Linked DNA regions of Homo sapiens: region 1 is linked to region 2. Evidence: read pairs that join two places in POLR2A ChIA-PET (ENCODE). Cell type or tissue: CD4-positive, alpha-beta T cell. All regions are shown on one strand. Each heading gives the region's core, and the rest is flanking DNA. Links, peaks and the distances in the headings are about the cores only.

Evidence for each region. Peaks named below come from ENCODE experiments on the same cell type or tissue, not always from the same donor. Only the 100,000 strongest peaks of a DNase experiment are listed, where the experiment ranks them.
Region 1: POLR2A ChIA-PET joins it to region 2 with 6 read pairs; 6 of 35 experiments call an interaction of 5 or more read pairs at or near these places.

What each region holds. Positions count from the first base shown.
Region 1 is chr11:117,273,821-117,284,287 of GRCh38, reverse strand. RNF214 (ring finger protein 214) reads right to left here. Exons shown (of 15, transcript NM_207343.4): 7 at 4,284-4,380; 8 at 4,029-4,117; 9 at 2,884-2,974; 10 at 2,590-2,688; 11 at 2,018-2,394; 12 at 1,752-1,884; 13 at 1,438-1,542; 14 at 1,078-1,173. Among named protein-coding and RNA genes, the nearest start is that of BACE1, 37 kb to the left of the region's middle. In CD4-positive, alpha-beta T cell, for the core only: no CTCF peak of the experiment used is centred there; no DNase peak of the experiment used is centred there; H3K4me3 peaks cover 1,558 bases; H3K27ac peaks cover 2,295 bases.
Region 2 is chr11:117,329,404-117,339,870 of GRCh38, reverse strand. It overlaps CEP164 (centrosomal protein 164), which reads right to left. Exons shown (of 33, transcript NM_014956.5): 2 at 4,191-4,266; 3 at 1,203-1,305. The coding sequence starts at 1,284. It also overlaps the pseudogene PRR13P3. Among named protein-coding and RNA genes, the nearest start is that of CEP164, 6.8 kb to the right of the region's middle. In CD4-positive, alpha-beta T cell, for the core only: no CTCF peak of the experiment used is centred there; no DNase peak of the experiment used is centred there.

The DNA.
Region 1 (10,467 bases), core at 2,865-7,864, 56 kb after region 2:
CTTGTCAGTCTGTGAAGATAATCTCTAACCGGCAAGCCCTCCAAGCTGTTCTGTTAATGGAGTTACTAATCTCATACTCAGGTCCTCCATTCCATTCCTCTCATCTAGGCAAAGTCTTCTGACAATGCTACATTTTGAACAATAGTTAGATATGTGGGATTATCACTCATTGTCAATTTTCCAAGAAAGTTATTTAGTGCGCAGTATGAATTGCTTATCCAGTCCCCTGAAGGGAATGGGGTAAAAAGCTGAGAGATCCTAACTGCAGTATTCTGAATTCTGCTAATGTTTAAGCCACAATTTACTGAAAACCTTATGATTAGACATTAGAGACCAGGTGCACTGGCTCACGCATGTAATCCCAGCACTTTGGGAGGCTGAGGCAGGAGGATCACCTGAGCCCAGGAGTTTGGGACCAGCCTGGGCAACATAACAAGACCTTCTCTCTACTAAAAAAGAAAAAAAAAATTAGCTGGGCATGATGGCATGTGCCTGTAATCTCAGCTACTCAAGAGACTGAAGCACCTTGAGCCTAGGGGATTGAGGCTATAGTGAGCTATAATCGTGCCACTGCATTCCAGTCTGGGCAACAGAAAGAAACCCTATCTCAAAAAACAAAACAAAAAAAAGGCTGGGCACGGTGGCTCACGCCTGTACTCCCAACACTTTGGGAGGCTGAGATGGGCGGATCACAAGGTCAGGAGTTCGAGACCAGCCTGGCCAATATGGTGAAACCCTGTCTCTACTAAAAATACAAAAATTAGCCAGGCATGTTGGCAGGCGCCTGTAGTCCCAGCTACTCAGGAGGCTGAGGCAGGAGAATCACTTGAACCTGAGAGGTGGAGGTTGCGGTGAGCTGAGATCACACCACTGCACTCCAGCCTGGGCAACAGAGCGAGACTCTGTCTAAAACAAAACAAAACAAAACAAAAAAGATATTAATGATGAGCACCAACACAGTAAAAGAAAAGTTATTTTAGCTGTCAGGGAAAAAAAAGAGTAGAAAATGAGAAAGAAAAATTATTTTAGCTGTCAGAAGAAAAAGTGTAGAAAATGAGGAAGGTCTGTAACACCTACCTCCTTGTGCAATACATGGGTACACGCCATTGGATGCAGCTCACTGGGCTGGACGAGTTTCTGGCACATTAGACATAGCTTACAGGTGGCTGGAGCCTGTAGAACAGAGGCGGCATGATCAAAAGGTAAGGAACCTCTGGGTCTCCTTGCCTTTTATGCCCATAATTCCATGCAGCAAAAAGATTTATATCAAAAGAAACAAAAATCCAAATATAGATTCTTGCCTAAAATATTTGCATTTTCCCAGTAGGGCTGCAAATAACCCAACTGATGGTTTCTTCCTGCACTCCACCTGTAAACCCACTCCTTCCTCACCTCCAGCTTCTCCATATCACAGTGTTCAAAGAAAAAGAGTCTTACATGTGAAGACCTTCCAGGATATGAAACTTGGGCAGAAGGCAAGAACATTGGGGTACTGATTTGGGCCAGTGGAGCAGGGAACAAGGCCCGGATGCGACCAAGTGGCTGTAGGTAGAAACATTGTCAGAGTAAGGGAAGAGAGTCTGAGTAACAGAGCATATCACAAAAATCACTTATTTCCCAGTCCAGGAAAGGAAAAAAGCAGACTAGCTACCTCTGACTGGAATGCTTCTTCCCACCCCACATTTTTCTGAAATCTACCTCTTCCCCAGCCCTCAACATGCCTAAGTTCTCTCCCAAGTGGCTTTTCTCACCTGAGTACTTGCTGCCACCCGCTCATGTTCTGCCAGTCGTGCAGCAACCAACTGGATAAGTTCCTCCATGGTCAGGCCTGCCATGGTGGTACGTGCTGTCTTGATCTGCTGAAGAATGTTGGTCATCTGGGCCCTGAGGAAAAAAAATGTTGAGGGAGAGAAAGCCTATGCTATACCCACGGGGAACACCCATGTAACCTCCTCTGTTTTAACCCATAAGCATTTCTCTGATAGAGACATCTGAATCAGTCCTTGAAGGTACTTACTTATTGCACTGTGGGAACCGGGTCAGCAGCTTCTCCAGGATCTTCTCCAGTTTGTCTACTGGTTGGGGCCGGGGAGTTTCAGCAGAAGCCTTAACACCGCCCAAGCCTGGGGGAGGTGGGATGGAGGCGGCAGGGGGCATGTGTGGACCGTGGGGGCTGACAAGGGAACCCAAGCCAGGGCTATTTCTGCCATGGGAGCCAGGAAGGGGTGAGGAAGGCTGGCTGGGCTGGGAAAGGGCAGGGTTCAGGATTGGGAAAGACAAGGAGCGGGGATCTGCACTGGGCATAACCATGGGCATTGTGACCTGCCCAATGGAGAAGGGCATCCGAGGAGCCAGAGAGGGACTGGGTTGAAACACCTGAAGCATGAAGTCTGTCTGCAGAGGAGAAGAGGTAGAGGACGAGAGAGAAAGGAAGAAAAAGAAAGTTTAGGAAACTGGAGAAGACATCAATGAACAACTCTTGCACTGAATAGGGATGGTCCCAATATCTTCATAAAAAGAACACGCAGAAGACTCTGCTGCTGCTACCAACACAGAAAGGTGAACTTCCCCCCAAAGCCACTCTCTTACCTCTGATGGGGGTGGAGGTAAAGTGGGAGTAGGGATTTGAGGAAGGCTGCTCAGCTTGGCTCCGTTCCTCACTAACTGGATATGACTATTAAATTGGTCCTAAAAAAAAAAAGGATTATTTTTACTGCTGAACTGACTCAGGCTCTCTAGAAAGACAGCACCATCCATTATCAGGAAAACAAAAGGAATAGTAGGATAGGCCCCAAATGGCAATGCAAAAGGCTACCTCCCAATTGCTGGAAGTGTTAAGCACAGACTAACACTGACTGAATGATGACTCATAGATACACTTACACGAACATTCTTTTTCATTATCCGAACTCCATTCAGTCTCGTCTCCCACTCCTGTTTGGAACGAACTGTCTCCAGTGTTGGGGGAGTTGACCTTTCAAGAAACCAACAGGAATTTACAGATTTAAAGAAAGCCCTGCTAGGAACAGTGACTCACGCCTGTAATCCCAGCACAAGAGGCCAAGGCGGGCAGATCACTTGAGCTCAGGAGTTCTAGACCAGCCTGGGCAATGTGGCTAAACCCTGTCTCTTAAAAAAATGCAAAATTAGCCAGGTGTGGTGGCTCACGCCTATAGTCCCAGCTACTTGGCAGGCTGAGGTAGGAGGATGGCTTGTGCTCAGGAGATGGAGGTTGCAGTGAGCCAAGATGGCACCACTGCACAACAGAGGGAGACCCTGTCATTAAAAAAAAAAAAAAAAAAAAAGCCCTATTCCTAATTCTCTGAGATAGCAAAAGCAAAATAGTAGCTGGCTAATTGCCGTTGAGAAGAGGTGGGAGCAGGTGCAGGAGAAGCCCAAGATTCGAATTCCTTTGCCTCACTTTAACTCCAGTATCTTTTAAGTAATTGAGAAAGAGAACCAACAACAGAGAGAGGGTTCTTGTCTGCCTGAAAATGCCACAAGGGTCCTCCAAGTTCCATGGCAGAAAGAAAATAAATGACTACATAGGAAATGAATCTCCAAAGATCATTGTTATGCTTTATAGGTTAACAGATGCTGGTTATTTTTTATTTTTTAGAGACAGGGTCTCACTGTCACCTAGGCTGGAGTGCAGTGATGCCATCAAAGCTCACTGCAGCCTCGGCCTCCTGGGCACAAGTGATCCTCCTGCCTCGACCTCCCAAAGTGCTGGGATTACAGGAGCATGCTATTACGTCTGGCTTTAACAGATAGTGTTTATCCAAATGGAAACAAAACATTAAAAAATGCAAAACTATAAAACTGTAGCAGGGAAGAGTTACAGTACAGAACTTTAGAATGTGAGAGGAAAAACCACTGAGCAATTGCTACTGCAGACAGAGATAGCCTTACAATTCCTGTGCAGATAGAATAAGTGCCAGACTAGCTGGCCTAGGAATGAAAAAACCTAAACAAACAAACAAACAAACTGCAAAACAATTAAAGCTCTAGAACGGAAAGGTACTTACTTGAGGTAAGTAAGGTGCAATTCTGCCTCTTTTTCTGCTTCTTCTAGTTTCAGTACCAGTAACTCTTTCCGGCTCTCTAGTGATAAGATCTAAGGAAGCCACACACATATAAATACTTTATTAATTTTACATACACAAAGGTACCTCTAGGTAGTGAAAACAAATGCTTACTGGCTCTCCTATTACAATGCCAAAAGTAGATACCATCTGGAAGCCTGAAACTAAGACTTTCAAGATATCAGCTCCTCTTCTCACCTCTGCCTTCCAGGCCCGTTCAGTCTCTTCCATAATGTTCCTATTTATTTCGCCATCCTGATTCTTGAGTCTATCCAGTTCCATTTCCCACACCTCTCTGTAAGATAAGAAACCAAGAACAAGACTAAGGAAGAAAGATAAGCTTGTTGAGAGATACCAGGGCAAAAGTACAACCCAAAATTGGTCAGCCAAGTATGTTACAGGAAGTCTTACTCTAAGTATTAACTATACTTATTTTTCTTTCTTCTTTATTCTTTGCTAATCAAAAGAGAGCTGGAGTATAAGTATCAAATATAGATACAGACAAATAATGTTTACAGTGGTCTGCAGTTGCATAATGGCCCTATATTTGAAAGTAAAAACGTTGTGACCGGGCGTGGTGGCTGACGCCTGTAATCCCAGCACTTTGGAAGTCCAAGATGGGCAGATCACTTGAAATCAGGAGTTTGAGACCAGTCTGGCCAGCGTGGTGAAACCCCATCTCTACTAAAAATACAAAAATTAGCTGGGCGTGATGGCGCACGCCTGTCGCCTAGTCCCAGCTACTCAGAAGGGTGAGGCAAGATAATTGCTTGAACCTGGGAGGCGCAGGTTGCAGTGAGCCGAGATTGCACCACTGCACTCCAGCCTAGGCTACAAAGCGAGACTCTGTCTCAAAAAAAAAAAAAAAAAAAAAAAAAAGTTTGTATCTCCACTTGCTAAAATAAAGTTACCTACAGCAGGAAAAAGACTGCATCTTAGAACAAAAGCCCTCCATTGAAGGCAGAACATTCTTCTACGTTCAAGAGGATTCAAAACCATTATGGCATTCTGCATTCTTATTTCCCAACATGTCTTTTAGTATGGGTCCTGAAGAATGAATGCAGGACCAAACACAGGGGTCCACTTTTTTGTTTGTTTGTTTTTTATAGACAGGGTCTTACTCTGTTGCCCAGACCAGAGTACAGTGCTATGACCTTGGTTCACTGCAGCCTCAACCCCCTGGGCTCAAGCAATCTTCTTGCCTTAGCCTCCCAAGTTGCTGGGACTACGGACACAAGCCAGCACGCCTGGCTGATGCTTACTTATTATTTTTTGTAGAGACAGGGGTCTCACTTTGTTCTACAGGCTGTTCTCAAACTCCTGGGATCAAGTGATCCTGCCACCTCGGCCTCCCACAGTGCTGGGATTACAGGCTACTGTGCCTGGCCAGAGGCCTACTTAATATTCATCCTTAATGCAGCAAATCACTAATTCGCTACTAAGCACAGTGATACAAGTTTATTAATTTTCAAGTTTTCCTAGCTATAGTAAATATGCTTCAAAAGGAAAAAAATGTTCTCTTCATACCTCAGGACTTCTCATTTTCTTTGGTTTCCTCCCTCCTTACATGTTTTCCCCCCACTCAGCATGACAGTGACCAACTCTCCTGGTTTGCCCAGTACTGAGGGATTTCCCAGGATGGATGACTTTCAGTGCTAAAACTGGGATGGGTGATCACCCTACTCAGAACTATAGAGGCCGTTAAGCAACACAGCCAGCAAAGGAATTTCCTTATATTACATTTGATTGTGGTAAAGTTTTATAGCTGGAAGCCTGGATTACCAAGATCAGTGGACAGAATAGGATGAAAATACTTAAATTATCTCCCCGACATTTTAGAAAAGTAAAAATAAAATAAGAAGAAAAGCTTGGGAAGAGTTACATGTTTTGTTTTGTTTTGAGACAGAGTCTCACTCTGTCACCCAGGCTAGAGTGCAATGGCGTGATCTTGGCTCATGGCATCCTCCGCCTCCTGGGTTCAAGCGATTCTCCTGCCTCAGCCTCCCGAGTAGGTGGTACTACAGGCACGTGCCACCACACCCACCTAATTTTTTGTATTTTTAGTAGAGACAGGGTTTCACCATGTTAGCCAGGATGGTCTCGATCTCCTGACCTCGTGATCCACCCGCCTCGGCCTCCCAAAGTGCTGGGATTACAGGTGTGAGCCTCTGCGCCCGGCCAAGAGTTACATCTTAAGAGAAATGTTCCCACTTTTCTTTTTTTTTTTTTGAGAGGGAGTCTCTATCTGTTGCCCAGTCTGGAGTGCAGTGACACAATCTTGGCTCACTGCAGCCTCCACCTCTCAGGTTCAAATGATTCTCCTGCCTCAGCCTCCCGAGTAGCTGGATTACAGGCACCCACCACCATGCGCAGCTAATTTTTTTTGTATTTTTAGTAGAGATGGGGTTTTGCCATGTTGGCCAGGCTGGTCTCGAACTCCTAACCTCAGGTGATCCACCCACCTCAGCCTCCCAAAGTGCTGGGATTATAGGCGTGAGCCACCACGCCTGGCCCCCACTTTTCTTCAGTGAGAGAAACTTTTATTCCCCTTCTGTTTTTGTAGTAACCTTACATATACAAAAGAGAGCAATCTACTTAACAGAAGTTTATGAGGCCCTTTCCTCTCACATATTCTTGCTTTTGACCCAATTCTCCACATATCCCTGGTTCTCTATTTCATGTATAGGTAGAGAGGGTGTGTGTGTGTGTGTGTTACACACTTATTCAATCTCTGACATCAGCCCTCTACTGACAAGGTATATTCATCTATTAGAAATGAGAAGTAGGTGGGCATTTTCTGCCTTAATCTCCAGGTATTGCTTCCCCAAATTAACTTCCTAGCAGAGAACACATTATCTAACAATTTTTTTTTAAGGCTGTCACCCAAGCTGGGGTACACAGGCGGGATCTCGGCTCACTGCAACCTCCACCCCCCAGGTTCAGGCAATTCTCCTGCCTTAGCCTCCCAAGTAGCTGGGACTACAGATGCGTACCACCACATCTGGCTAATTTTTGTATTTTTAGTAGAAACAGGGTTTTGCCATGTTGGTCAGGGTGGTCTTGAACTCCTGACCTCAGGTGATCCACCAGCCTCAGCCTCCCAAAGTGCTGGAATTACAAGTGTGAGCCACTATACCCAGCCTAATAATTCTTTAGACAAAGATTTTATAGGCAGCTGTGTTTTCTTGCTACAACACATATTCCCTCAGTTCCAAAATATACAAAATATATGAAGAGTCAGAATGCTCTTACCATAAAAATATGTGAAATACATTACAGAGTCAATCCATCTAGCCTACTATTCACTCTGACAATCGGATAATTGTAAGAAAACATGACAGTTGCCTTCTGTGACTGATGTTATCCTTGAAGATTATAGATGCTCACTGAACATCTCTTTCATTAAACACATTGTCAACTACAAATATAAACTTATATTAGAAAAATCCTCTTATGTCAATGGAAACATTCCACATATTCACAAACAAAAAATCTTTTCCTTTGGGTTTTTTGCCACATTCACCTCACTGGGATCTAACAAAAGGAACTACATGCAACAATAGCAAAAATGGTTAAGAAATTATTTTCTTATTTTCTTTTTTTTAGAGAGAGGGTTTCACTGTATTGTCCAGGCTGGAGTACACTGGCATGATCATAACTCACTGTAACCTTGAACTCCTGAACTCCCACCTCAAATTCCTGAGTAACTAGGACTATAAGCATGTATCATCATGCCCAGCAAATTTTTTAATTTTTTGAGAGAAAGAGTCCCACTATATTGCCCAAGCTGGTCTGGAACTCCTGGACTCAAGTGATCTTCCTGAACTGGCCTCCCAAAGCTCTGGGATTACAAGCATGAGCCACTGTGCCCGGCCTTGTTCCAGTTCTGAGGGGGAATGCTTTCAGCTTTTCTCTCTTCAGTATGATGGTGGCTGTGAGTTTGTCATATATGGCTTTTATTATTTTGAGGTATGTTCCTTCTGTGCCTAATTTGTTGAGGGTTTTTTTTACCACAAAGGGATACAGGATTTTATCAAATGCTTTTTCTAAATCTATTGAAATGATCATATGGTTTTTAATTCGGTTTATGTGGTGAATCACATTTATTGACTTGTGTATGCTGAGCCATCCTTGCCTCACTGGGATGAAGCCCACTCGATTGTGCTGAATTATCTTTTTGATATGCTGTTCAATTTGGTTTTGCTAGTACTTTGTTGAGGACTTTTGCATCTATGTTCATCAGGGATACTGGTCTGCAGTTTTCTTTTTTTGTTGTGTCCTTTCCTGGCTTTGGTATCAGGGTGAGACTGGCTTTGTAGAATGAGTTAGAGAGGATTCCTTCCTTCTTGATCTTCTGGAATAGTTCCAGTAGGATTGGTATCAGTTCTTTGAATGTCTGGTAGAATTTGGCTGTGAATCCATCTGGACCTGGGATGTCTTGGTTGGGAGATTTTTTAAATTACTGATTCAATCAAACTACTTGCTATTGGTCTGTTCAAGATTTCTATTTCTTCCTGGTTCAAGCTTGGGGGGTTGTGTGTTTCCAGGAATTTATCCAGTTCATCTAGGTTTTCTGGTTTGTATACATATATGTGTTCACAGCAGTCTCAGATGATCTTTTCTATTTCCGTGGTATCAGTTATGGTATCTCTATTTTCATTTTTGACTAAGTTTATTTGAATCCTCTCACAGCTAATCTACCTAATGGTCTATTATTTTTGCTTATCGTTTCAAAGAAACAACTTTTAATTTTATTGATCCTTTGTATTTTTTGGTTTCAATTTTGTTTAGTTCTGTTCTTTGTTATTTCTTTTCTTCTGCTAGCTTTGGGTTTGGTTTCTTCCTGTTTTTTTAGTTCCTTGAGGTGTGATATTATTAGACTGTCAATTTGTGACCTGTCTTTTTGATGAAGGCATTTGGCACTATAAACTTCCCTCTTAGTATTGCTTTTGCTGTATCTGAGATTTTGATAACTTCTGTCACCGTTATCAATCATTTTTAAAAAATTTTAATTTCTATCTTGATTTCATTGTTAACTCAAAGATCATTCAGGACAGGTTGTTTAATTTCTAATTTCTATAGGTTTGAGAGTTCCTCTTCAAACTGATTTCTAGTTTTATACTGCTAGGGTCTGAGAAAACACTTAATATTATTTCTATTTTAAAAAATATTAAGACTTGTTTTGTAGCCTATCATATGGCCTATCTTGAAAAATGTGCCACTAGGCCAGGTGCAGTGGCTCACACCTGTAATCTCAGTTGTTTCTGGAGGCTGAGGTGGGTGGATCACTTGAGGTCAGGAGTTCAAGACCAGCCTGGCCAACATGGCAAAACCCCGTCTCTACAAAAAAAAAAAATTTACAAAAATTAGCCAGACATCATGGCGCCCATCTGTGTTCTACTTGGGAGGCTAAGGCAGAAGAACTGCTTGAACCCGGGAAGCGGAGGTTGCAGTGAGCTGAGATTGTGCCATTGCACTCTGGCCTGGGCAACAAGAGTAAAACTCTGTCTCAAAAAAAAAAAAAAAAGAGCCATGGCTGGGCACGGTCGCTCACGCCTGTAATCCCAGAACTTTGGGAGGCCAAGGTGGGCAGATAACCTAAGGTCAGGAGTTCGAGACTAGCCTGGCCCAACAGGGTGAAACCTCGTCTCTACTAAAAATACAAAAAAAAAATTAGCCGAGTGTGGTAGTGGGCACCTGTAATCCCAGCTACTCAGGAGGCTGAGGCAGGAGAACTTCTTGAACCCAGGAGGCGGAGGTTACAGTGAGCCAAGATTGTGCCATTGCACTCCAGCCTGGGCAACAAGAGCAAGTCTCCATCTCAAAAAAAAAAAAAAAAAAAAAAAGAAGTCATTTGTTTTCCCAGTACTAGGGGCTTTCTCCTCTCTCCCCTTCATCTAGTAAGATAGCATATTGGCCCCAAATTCTAACTAACTACTCCTTTGAGTTACCCACCACTGAGTTCTTCCATGTGTATGCACATTGCACATGTAAATAAACTGTTTTTCCCTCCTGTTAATCTGTTATTTTGAAACTGTCCCTATAAACTGTATGAAATTCATCGGGGAAGAAGAGGGGGGAGAAACGAAAATAAACGAGGCTTGCAGCACATGCAGTGTTTATCATGAGGTCAGCTTGCTCTCTGACTAGCTACTTCACCAGTGTTTTGCGCCTGCTGCCTCAGAATCACATAGACCCTGCTACGAGATTAAAGTTCCCCTTAAGTGTTCTATAGACAACATGAACATTATAAAACATTAAGTTTTCCCTTTAAGATATTCTTTCAGATCCTGCATAGCAGTGAAATTATTGACATCAGCCTGTCTGAAGGACCCCACTGACGCCAGTTGGTCTGAAGGATCCCAGAGGAGCTGACTCACCA
Region 2 (10,467 bases), core at 2,507-7,506:
AACTCATGGAGTTGCAGTGAGGGTTGAAAAGGTAATACATGGGCCAGGCATGGTGTCTCCCGCCTGTAATCCCAGCACTCTGGGAAGTGGAGGTGGGAAGATCACTTGAGGTCAGTTTGAGACCAGCCTGGCCAACACTGCAAAACCCCTTCTCTACTAAAAATACAAAAATTAGTTCCCCAGGTGTGGTGGTGGGCACCTGTAGTTCTAGCTACTCAGGAGGCTGAGGCATGAGATTCGCTTGAACCCGGGAGAGAGAGGTTGCAGTGAGCCAAGATCATACCACTGCATTCCAGCCTGGGTGACAGAGTGAGACTCTGTCTCAAAAAAAAAAAAAAAAAAAAAAAACAAAAAACAAAGGAAAAGGTAATAAGGTAATACATGCAAAGTGCTTAAAACAGACGCTGGCACATAATAAGTTATGTTGTTATTGTTACTAATAATGTTATTGTTGTTTAAAAAAACACTGCTCTAAGTTCGTGCTTAGGAAATTGGGTTTCCCCTGGTCTCAGAACACACTGTATTTAGATACCCCCTACTATGTTTCCATTTAAATCTAATCACTGCTCTAACCCAAAGACAGCAAACTTTTTCTGTAAACAACCGGAGAGTAACTATCTTACCCTTTGTGGGTCATATACCTCTCTTAACAGCCACATATCTCTGCAGCTGTAGCATAGAAGCAGCCACACACAATACATAAACCATTGTGGCTGTTTTCCAATGAAGGTGTATTTACAAAAATAGGCAAGTAGCCAGGCAAGGTGGCTCACGCCTGTAATCCCAGCACTTTGGGAGCCGGAGGCAGGCAAACCGCTTGAGGTCGGGAGTTCGAGACCAGCTTGTCCAACATGGTGAAACCCGTCTCTACTAAAAGTACAAAAAATTAGCCAGGTGTGGTGGTGCACGCCTGTAATCCCAGCTTCTCGGGAGGCTGAGGTGGGAGAATCACTTGAACCTGGGAGGCAGAGGTTGCAGTGAGCTGAGATCACGCCACTGCACTCCAGCCTGGGCAACAGAAAGAAACTTAAAAAAAAACAGGCAAGAGGCCAAGGTAGGCTCACATTTGATCTAACCCGAATATACTAAGCAACTCTGTACATGTACCATACTTTGCACTGAAAGAATAAAAATAAACCAGACAATCCCTGTCCTCAAAAAACAAACACAATACACCACAGGCCTCTTCACAGACTTGTTACCTTGCTCACTAGGAATGTAGGTCTCATCATAATCTTCTTCCAGAACCAGCTGATCTCCTATGCGGAGGGGTCGTCCAGCCATGACTCATCTGGGCTCAAACACCTAGATCCCAGAGGCCCCCACCAAAAGAGAAAAATCAGTGACCAAGCTTAACAGGGGAAAAGTTGGCACTGGGTCATGGAGCATCTGGGTCAAACCAGACCCTGCAGAGCAATTTGGCCAGGGCCTTCCCAGGCGCCAGGTATAGTGGAGGGTGAAACCAACAACTCAAGGCTCACAGGCTCTGCACCTGGCAAAGGTCTCCCAAAGGCTTGATGAACACCTGGTGAACCACAAAACATCTTCAAGCCTGGCTCTGTCAAGAGTTTGACTTTGTGCCTCCCCCAGATAGAAGAAACAATTATAATACAGAACCACCAAGTAAAAATCCTAGTGACACCAAAATAACCAGCAGCACAGACCCCCATACACCAGCACATCTCCGTGGCACACCCCCATCTCAACACATATGCCCATCTGGATGTCCCGATTCATATCCAAAATGCCCTCAGGAAGCTTACAATCCAGTGGCGGGAACGACCTCAAGAGCAGCAGAAGGCAGAAGGGAAAAAAACTTCCTGTTCTGAGAGTGCTAAGATAAGGGCAAAAAATTTCCCCAAAAAAAGGAAGGAAGGAAGGAAGGCTGGCAAGAATTCTGATGGGGGAGAAAGGCATTCTAAACAGAGGGAGCATCTTGCACAGACAGGTGTTCCAGAGTGGGGATACCAACATGTGTGACCGGCTGGTCACAGTGAGCCTTGCAGACCGTGCTAAAGAGCCTCCACCCTGTCCTACACCAGAGGGGAGTCACTGAGGGCTCTGGTGAAACAAAGTATCACAGGGTGGCCTTTTTTTAGGACAAGAATTCTGGCAAGACTGGCATGGCTGGATTGGAGAAATGAGAGACTGGTGTCAGGAAAACCACCTGAGGAGGCTGCTGCCCAGGGGCGAGATGATAAGGACTTTAACTAGGGCAGAAGCAGGGGAATGAAGAAGAGACAGTCAGAACAGACCCAGTGATGTTAAGCTTAATAGGACCAGGATATGGGGGAAAAGTGGAAAGGAGCTACATCCCTTCAAAATTCACATATGTATATATTTTACTTTTTTTTTTTTTTACAGAGATGGTGTCTCACTATGTTGCCCTGGCTGGTCTTGAACTCCTGGGTGCAAGCAATGCTCCCGCCTCAGCCTCTCAAAGTAAGAAAAATACACATATTGAAGCCCTAATCCACAATGTGACTGGTTCTTTAGGAGGTAATTAAAGTTAAATGAGGTCATTAAGGTTAAATGGCCTGATAGGATTAAAAGGAGAGGAAGAAAGGACCAGGAACCAGGGCAGCAGATGGGGCCCACTGTCTAGTGGCTTAGAGGTCTCTCTCTACCATCTGAGGACACAGCAAGAAGGCAGCTGTCTGCAAGACAGGAACCAGCAACAGACTTTGATATGGGCCTTCTAGCTTCCAGAACTATGAGAAAAGAGATTTCTGTTGTTGGAGCCCCCCAGTCTACGGTATTGTGTTACGGCAGCCCAAGCGAAGACAGAAGTCCAGCTTGAATCCAAGGTTTCTAGCTCCAGGGATGGGGCGGTGCCAAATTCTTCAACTGAGAAGCTGGTGCACTTCTAGAATTGCTCCTCTCTTCCCACCCCTACCTCAGGACCCCAGTTCCCACCAACTCTCCCCATGGCAGCTCCCATGCTGCAGCCTGATGAAGGAAGTCGCCTGGGAAACTGCTGCCACACACAGACCTGCTCAGAGCACCTCCCCAACCTGCAGAGCAGTTGGCCACACCAAATGTGACCAACAGGAGTCTGGAGCCACAAGTCCTGACCTCTCCAGTCCCCACTTCCTCAGAAGCTGCCACTGTTCCTCCTGGAGCAGCAAGGATGAAACGGCCCTCTTCAAGCAGAAAGGCCCAGCCATTAAAAACATCAGGATCTGGTAGAACGCATCAAGCCCAGGCAGCCGTGGAAAGGCTGGAGGACACACCTAAACATGTGGAATCCCAATGCCAGACAGCCAGGGCCAAATCCATATCCCCCAACACTGGGTGCCCTGGAGGTTCCAATCCTGCCCACCCACCACCTATCAATCCACCCTTTCCCCCAGGCCCCTGTCCTCCTCCCCTAGGAGTTCCCCAGGGCAATCCAGCTTTCCTCCCAGGTGGGGCCCCTCATCCTGTACCACAGCCAGGGTATCCAGGATGCCAATCCTCGGGTCCCCACCTTCCTCCATACCCACCGCCTGCCCCTGGAATCCCTCCTGTGAATCTCTTGGCTCCTGGCATGGTCAGACCAGCAGTGACAGCGGACAAGAAGATGCAGAATAAAATGAAGAAAGCTCATAAAAAGATGCACAAGCACCAAAAGCATGGCAAGCATTCCTCCTCCTCTTTCTCCTCCTCTTCCAGCAGCGATTCTGACTGAATACAGGCCCTGGACCCTTCCCTCAAGTCTCACCAGTTCTGCTCTCCCATCAAGCTTCAGAAGCCATGTTGTACTGGGGGAAAGTAGCCCTTGTGCTCCCCCCACCCCACCCCCAACCTGAGCCTCACCCTGCTGTTGAGCCCTGAATGGATAGGGAAAATGGGAAGAGGATTGCCATGGCCTGGCCATCTTCTTGCTGCTTGGATAGATCAGATAGCTAATGAGTTTAGCAGGGGAGCTATTTTTTTGAAGATGATGAACTAAATATTGAAGACAAGTTTGAGATCTGTAAAATGTGATTTTTTTTTACTTCTGCTTATAATACTTGTGATTGGGGAGGTTTGTGGAAATTTAATTATGATTAGAAACCTCTATCTTTTTTGTAATGTTGGCATACTTGGGGAATTTAGTGGCAAATACATTCCCCAGCAGGCCTTTTGTTGGTTGCACTAACTGCAAGTTTGGTGGGAAGTAGAGTCCGTTTAGTCGATGAGCTTTGACCGCCGTTTTGGAACCTTACCTCTCCTCCTTAGCCCAATATACTCTCAGGTCCTATTCTCATTCTCCAGCTCTCAGTCCAAATAAAGTTATTTCTCCTGGTTGAAAAAAAAAAAAAAAAAAGTCAAGATCTGGCCTAGAAAGGAAATGGCTGGATCTGGAGACTCTGAACCTATTCCAAGGTTCCTAGAGACCCCTGACAAGCAACAAAGGATCCATCAGGGATTGTTTACTATGGCCCCCCTCTGTACCATGACAGCTAACGGGTGGGCAACAGAGGAGTCCTGCCTTAGGACTCACAAGACATGGTTCCCTTTGTCAGTGCACTGAACCTGAAGGGAGCCAGCTTCTGCCCCTCATTCCCACCATGCCACCTCCAAGCAGGAAGAAAACACCAAAGGAAAAGGGCTTCTTTCAACAGTACATAAGCTGAAGTGGGAATGTGCTCCCAACCCTCAGAAGAACCCGTAACATCCTGCAGACATGATGCCCCACTGTGCTACACACACAGTCAGAGGCGACGCAGGCCTGACCACTGCTGACTAAAAAGCTGAGCAGAAAAGGACCAGGAACCCGGGTGGCAGATGGGGCCCACTGCCTGGTGGCTTACAGAGTCACCTGAATCTTTAATCCTCTTAGGGAGAGGAGAAGAAAAAAGGAAAGGATCCACGGGCAGGGAGGGCCCAATGGTGGCCTGAACATTAGGGTGAATAAGCACTTCCCAAGCATGTGCTCTATACGAGGTACTATCTTAACTACCTCAGAGAATTTGAGAAATTCTGCATTTGAGAAATGTCATCCCCTAGATGCATCCCATCTCCAGCAAGCACAGGACAGGTAGTCTCTGTCCACATGGCAACAAGACTAATTTGCTATATACATAATGATCTATATTTACCTTTTTTTTTTTTTTTTTTTGAAACGAAGTCTCAGTCTGTCACCCAGGCTGGAGTGCAGTGGCACGATCTTGGTTCACTGCAACCTCTGTCTCCCAGGTTCAAGCTAGTCTCTTGCCTCAGCTGCCCGAGTAGCTGGGATTACAGGCACCCCCACCATGCCTGGCTAATCTCTGGATTTTTAGTAGAGATTAGATTTCACCACATTGGCCAGGCTGGTCTCAAACTCCTGATCTCAGGTGATCCACCGGCCCTGGCCTCCCAAAGTGCTGGAATTACAGGCAGGAGCCACCGCACCTGGCGATATATTTAACTACTTAAAGATCAGGAAAACTCTGGGAAATCTGAATTCATGGATCATCCAAATTCAAATAAATGTTCTGCCAGAAAAAAATTAAAATATGGGTGGGTTGTATTCTACCTTCTTTCCTTACCTTATCAGGCTCTAGAAAAGATGTGGGCAAGGACAGGTCCAAAAGGCCAATGAGTTAAAGAAAAAAGGAACGTGGGAACAGAAGTCATATCTATTTGTCTGTATGTAGTAGCAGGATGGCTACTAAAGATCATCTACTCACTCGAGGAATATTTATTGGGCACCTACCACGTGCATTTATTTCTAGGCGCTAGAGATGCAATCGTGATTAAAAACAGATTCAGCTGCTGCTACTCTTGAGCTCGTCTGGGAAGGGAGGGAGACAAACCAATCAGTCACAGAGAAATGTATAATTAGAACCGAGGGAAGTGCTCTGAAGGAAATAAGCCTGATTTAGATGATGCCTACACTGAGAACTGAATGATGAGTAGGTATTCACTAGACAAAGAAAAAAAGGAAAGCGTGTTCTAACAGATGCATGCAAAAGTCCTTCAGCAGAAGGCAACACGAGGCAAGAAGCAGCACAGTTGGATAGGATGCTGGGGAGGCCAGTGGGAGCCAGGCCATGCAGACTTGCCCTTTATCATAACAGAACTAGGGCTGGGCACAGTGGCTCACACCTGCAATCTCAGCACTTTGGGAGGCCAAAGCAGGAGGATCGCTTGAGCCCAGGAGTTCAAGACCACCGTGAGCAACATAAGACGACCCTGTCTTACCCTGTACAAAAAAAATTAAAAATTAGCCAGGTATGGTGGTGTATACCTGTAGTCCCAGCTACAGGGGAGACTGAGGCGGGAGGATCACTTGAGCCCAGGTGGTCAAGGCTGCAGTGAGCCTTGATTGTGCCACCACACTCCAGGCTCAGTGACAGAGCAAGACCCTGTCTCAAAAAAGAGAGAGGAATGGAAGCCAGGAAATAGTTTTTCCAGATACACATTTTGAAAAACTACTCCAGAAGCTACTAGGAGTACACCCTAAAGCGGAGGCCAGATTGGAAAGAAGAAAATCAGGGCTGATGCAGAGAAATAAGGTAGAAAACCATGAGCTAGGCTAGGTAAGAGGCAATGGTAACCTGAGTTGGAGTGGTAACAGAGGATGAGAAGTCTAAGAATGCAGCCCTTGGGCCAAGCACTGTGGCTCACACCTGTAATAACAGGGCTTTGGGAGGCTAAAGCAGGAGGATCACTTGAAGCCAGGAGTTTGAGACTAGCTGGGTCAACATAGTGAGACCGTCTCTACAAAAAATTAAAAATATCAGCCATGCATGGTGACACACACCTGTAGTCCCAGCTACTTGGGGGGCTCAGGTGGGAGGATCCCTTGAGCCCAGGAGTTCAAGGCTACAGTGAGCTATGATAACACCACTGCACTCCAGCCTGGGTGACAGGGCAAGACCTGTCTCTAAAATAAATCAATAAATGAGAATGCAGCCCTTAGATCTGCCATGGCAAACAAATAGGACATGTCCTACTATTTTCCTCCAGGCCTAAAACTGTGAAGGACATCACTAGTCAATTATGGCACCCTAGACATGGCCTCAGAACCCTCAACATTGTTCACTACGTAGCAGTTACCAATAGATGAGATGAAATCCAGTGAGATCTACTTGCTGCCTAGCCTGAGACCTTCTGTGAGCCAGAGTTAGGAGGGGTCACCCAACTGCACTCATGCATCTCCTACCAATCTCAGAATCAGGCAAAAAAGGAGTGGCTCACACGTTTCCTCCAGGAAGCCTTCCCAGCCAATTTTATCCTCTCCTGTCAACCCAGAACCACCTTAGCACTGAGCTCATAATTTTCATGTGTTCCCAGACAGATTTCTCTCAATATTATTATTTTTTCTTTCTTTCTTTTTGAGACAGAGGAGTTTCGCTCTTGTTGCCCAGGCTGGAGTGCAATGGTGCGATCTCGGCTCACTGCAACCTCCGCCTCCTGGGTTCAAGCGATTCTCCTGCCTCAGCCTCCTGAGTAGCTGGGATTACAGGTATGTGCCACCACGCCTGGCTAATTCTGTATTTTTTTAGTGGAGATGCAGTTTCTCCATGTTGGTCAGGCTGGTCTCGACCTCCTATCCTCAGGTGATCCACCCGCCTCGGCCTCCCAAAGTGCTGGGATTACAGGCGTGAGCCACCGTGCCTGGCCAATATTACTTTTTTTATGAAAATGTGTCTTCTTACCTCTCCTGTTAAACCACAAACTTCTGAGGGCCATGTCTCCTCCTCTGGAATTTTCCAACAAAGCCTAAAATAAGCCTATGTAAGCTGTCGGAGCTCAGTTACTGCTGTAACTGCTAATATAAAACCAAGGAATAGGCCGGGTGTTGTGGCTCACACCGGTAATCCCAATACTATGGGGGACCAAGGCCTAGGATCACTTGAGCCTAGAAGCTCAAGACCAGCCTGAGCAATATAGTAAGACCCTGTCTCCACAAATATATATATATATATATATATTAGCCAGGCATGGTGGCGTGCACCTGTGGTCCCAGCTACTCGGAAGGCTGAGGCAGGAGCTATGTGATCAGATGGAAAGGAAGACAGAGTTACATAAAGAGTGTAAAGTGGGGAGGCAGAGGTGGGAGGATCACTTGAGACCAGGAGTTCGAGGCTGCAGTGAGCTATGATTGTACCACCATACTCCAGCCTGGGCAACAGAGTGAGACCCTATCTGAAAAAAAAAAAAAATACACCAGCAATCTCAGAAGCTAGGAAGACCCGCAGTAGTTTTGGTCCACCTTCCTTCCCATGCCAAAATTTTCCTCTCTGTGCTTCCAGTGACAGGCGGCATAGTGGTCAAAGTACCAGCTTTGGAGACAGAAGACCTGGATTCAAATCCCAGCTCTCTCACTTAGCAGCTGTATGACCTTAGGCAAGGTGCTTCACCTCTCTCAGCCTCAATAACTGCATGTGTATAATTAAAACAATCTTAACAAAAATCAAAAAGCCTGAAAGTAAAATGAAACAACACTTATAAAGTGCCTAGCACAGTCCCTGTATACAGAAAAGTTACACAAATTTAGCTAGTATTACAGATTCTATTTTCAATTCCATAGTTAGATAATTCTTAACTATTAGAAGGTCTAATAGTAAGCCAATAATCAGGTTCTAAAAAAATGTTCCCTGGTATCTCAAGTCTGCCTTCTGCTCATCTGGGGACACCCTAGGATTCTCTAGCTAAGGTAGGCTAAGTATTCCCAGTTCTCTTCCATTCAGTACATATCGTTTCCCAGTCCTTCAATATTGTGGCTACCTTGCCCTGTACTTTGTCAGCATAGCTAGAGTTTTGCACATCTGCACACTAACAGAGAATATACACTCACAGACATAATGAGGGTTCTCTGTATATTTATTTCTTCCACCCTGCTCCAACAATTACAAAGAAGGTTGACCACAGAAAAGATTGACTGGAGAAGGTAAAGGGGAGAAGGTGGAAGATGTCAGAGTTGATTACGCAGTGGTAATGAGCAAAAGCTTTGGAACATTCTTGGCTTTCAATCCCAGCTCTGCCTCTTACTAGCTGGACAGCCTCAGTTTTCTCATCTATAAAATGAGAGTACTAACAATATCCATCACAATGTGTTGTGAGGCTTATATGATTCAATACATGTAAAGTGCTTAAAATATACTAAGGTCTCAATAAATGTTAGACATTACATTATTATGACTGCTATTCACCTATTTAAAAGGGTTTATTCTACCTTGCTCCAAAGGACATATCCAGCACCAGGCAATATAAGTTAAGGCCATTCAGACATTAAGTAATCACTTTTTCTTTGCTTTTTTTTTGAGACAGAGTATCATTCTTGTCACCCAGGCTGGGGTGCAATGGCACGATCTCTGCTCACTGCAGCCTCTGCCTCCCAGGTTCAAATGATGCTCCTGCCTCAGCCTCACGAGTAGCTAGGATTACAGGCGCCTGCCACCACGCCCGGCTAATTTTTGTATTTTTAGTAGAGATGGGGTTTCACCATGTTGGCCAAGTCTCGAACTCCTGACCTCAGGTGATCCGCCCGCCTTGGCCTCCCAAAGTGCTGAGATTACAGGCGTGAGTCACCGCGCCAAGTAATCACTTACTGAACACCCACCATGGGCCAGACATTGTGCGACGTGTTAGGGCTACAAACCTGATTACACATGGCCCTGAACTTGAGCTCAGCCTACCTGGAAAGCCAAACACGTAAACACATGACTACAAAATGTGTTACATGAATTAAAGGAAGTAACATAATATATAACAGAACACAAAGGTAAGGGCAAATAATCTTAGGAAGATCAGGGAAAGCCTCACAGAGGACAATTGAGATAGTTCTTGAAGGATAAGCAGGTGATCCCCAGGATAAGCGGAGTAAGGGAATTCACGGCAGAGGAACAACATGCACAAAGGCAAAAAAGAAGAAAATCATAAGGTGGGTGCAAAGAATTAATTATGACAACAAAAGCTTATAGCCACTGAACACTTCCTATGTTACAGGAACTGTACTGAGTGCTCTATATACATCATCTCACTTCATCCACTCAGCAAAATAGAATTATCTTCACTTTTCAAATAAGGAAACTGAGGCTTAGCAAAGTTAAAAAAAAAAAAAAAAAAAAAAAGGCCAGGCGCAGTGGCTCACGCCTGTAATCCCAGCACTTTGGGAGGCGGAGGTGGGCGGATAATGAGGTCAGGAGATCCTGACCAGCCTGGCCAACATGGTGAAACCCCGTCTCTACCAAAATACAAAAAATTAGCCAGGAGTTGTGGTGCCCACCTGTAGTCCCAGCTACTCGGGAAGCTGAGGCAGGAGAATCGCTTGAACCCAGGAGACTGAGACTGCAGTGAGCCAAGATCGCACCACTGCACTCCAGCCTGGGCGACAGAGCAAGACTCTATTTCAAAACAAACAAACAAACAAACAAACTTGCCCAAGGTGTCACAGCTAATAAACGGTAGAGCAGAATATGTAAGTATCCATGTCTGACTCCAAAGCCCAAACTCTTAACCATTCTGACATGACCAGAGTGCAAGGGACAGTGGGAGGAGTGGCAAGAC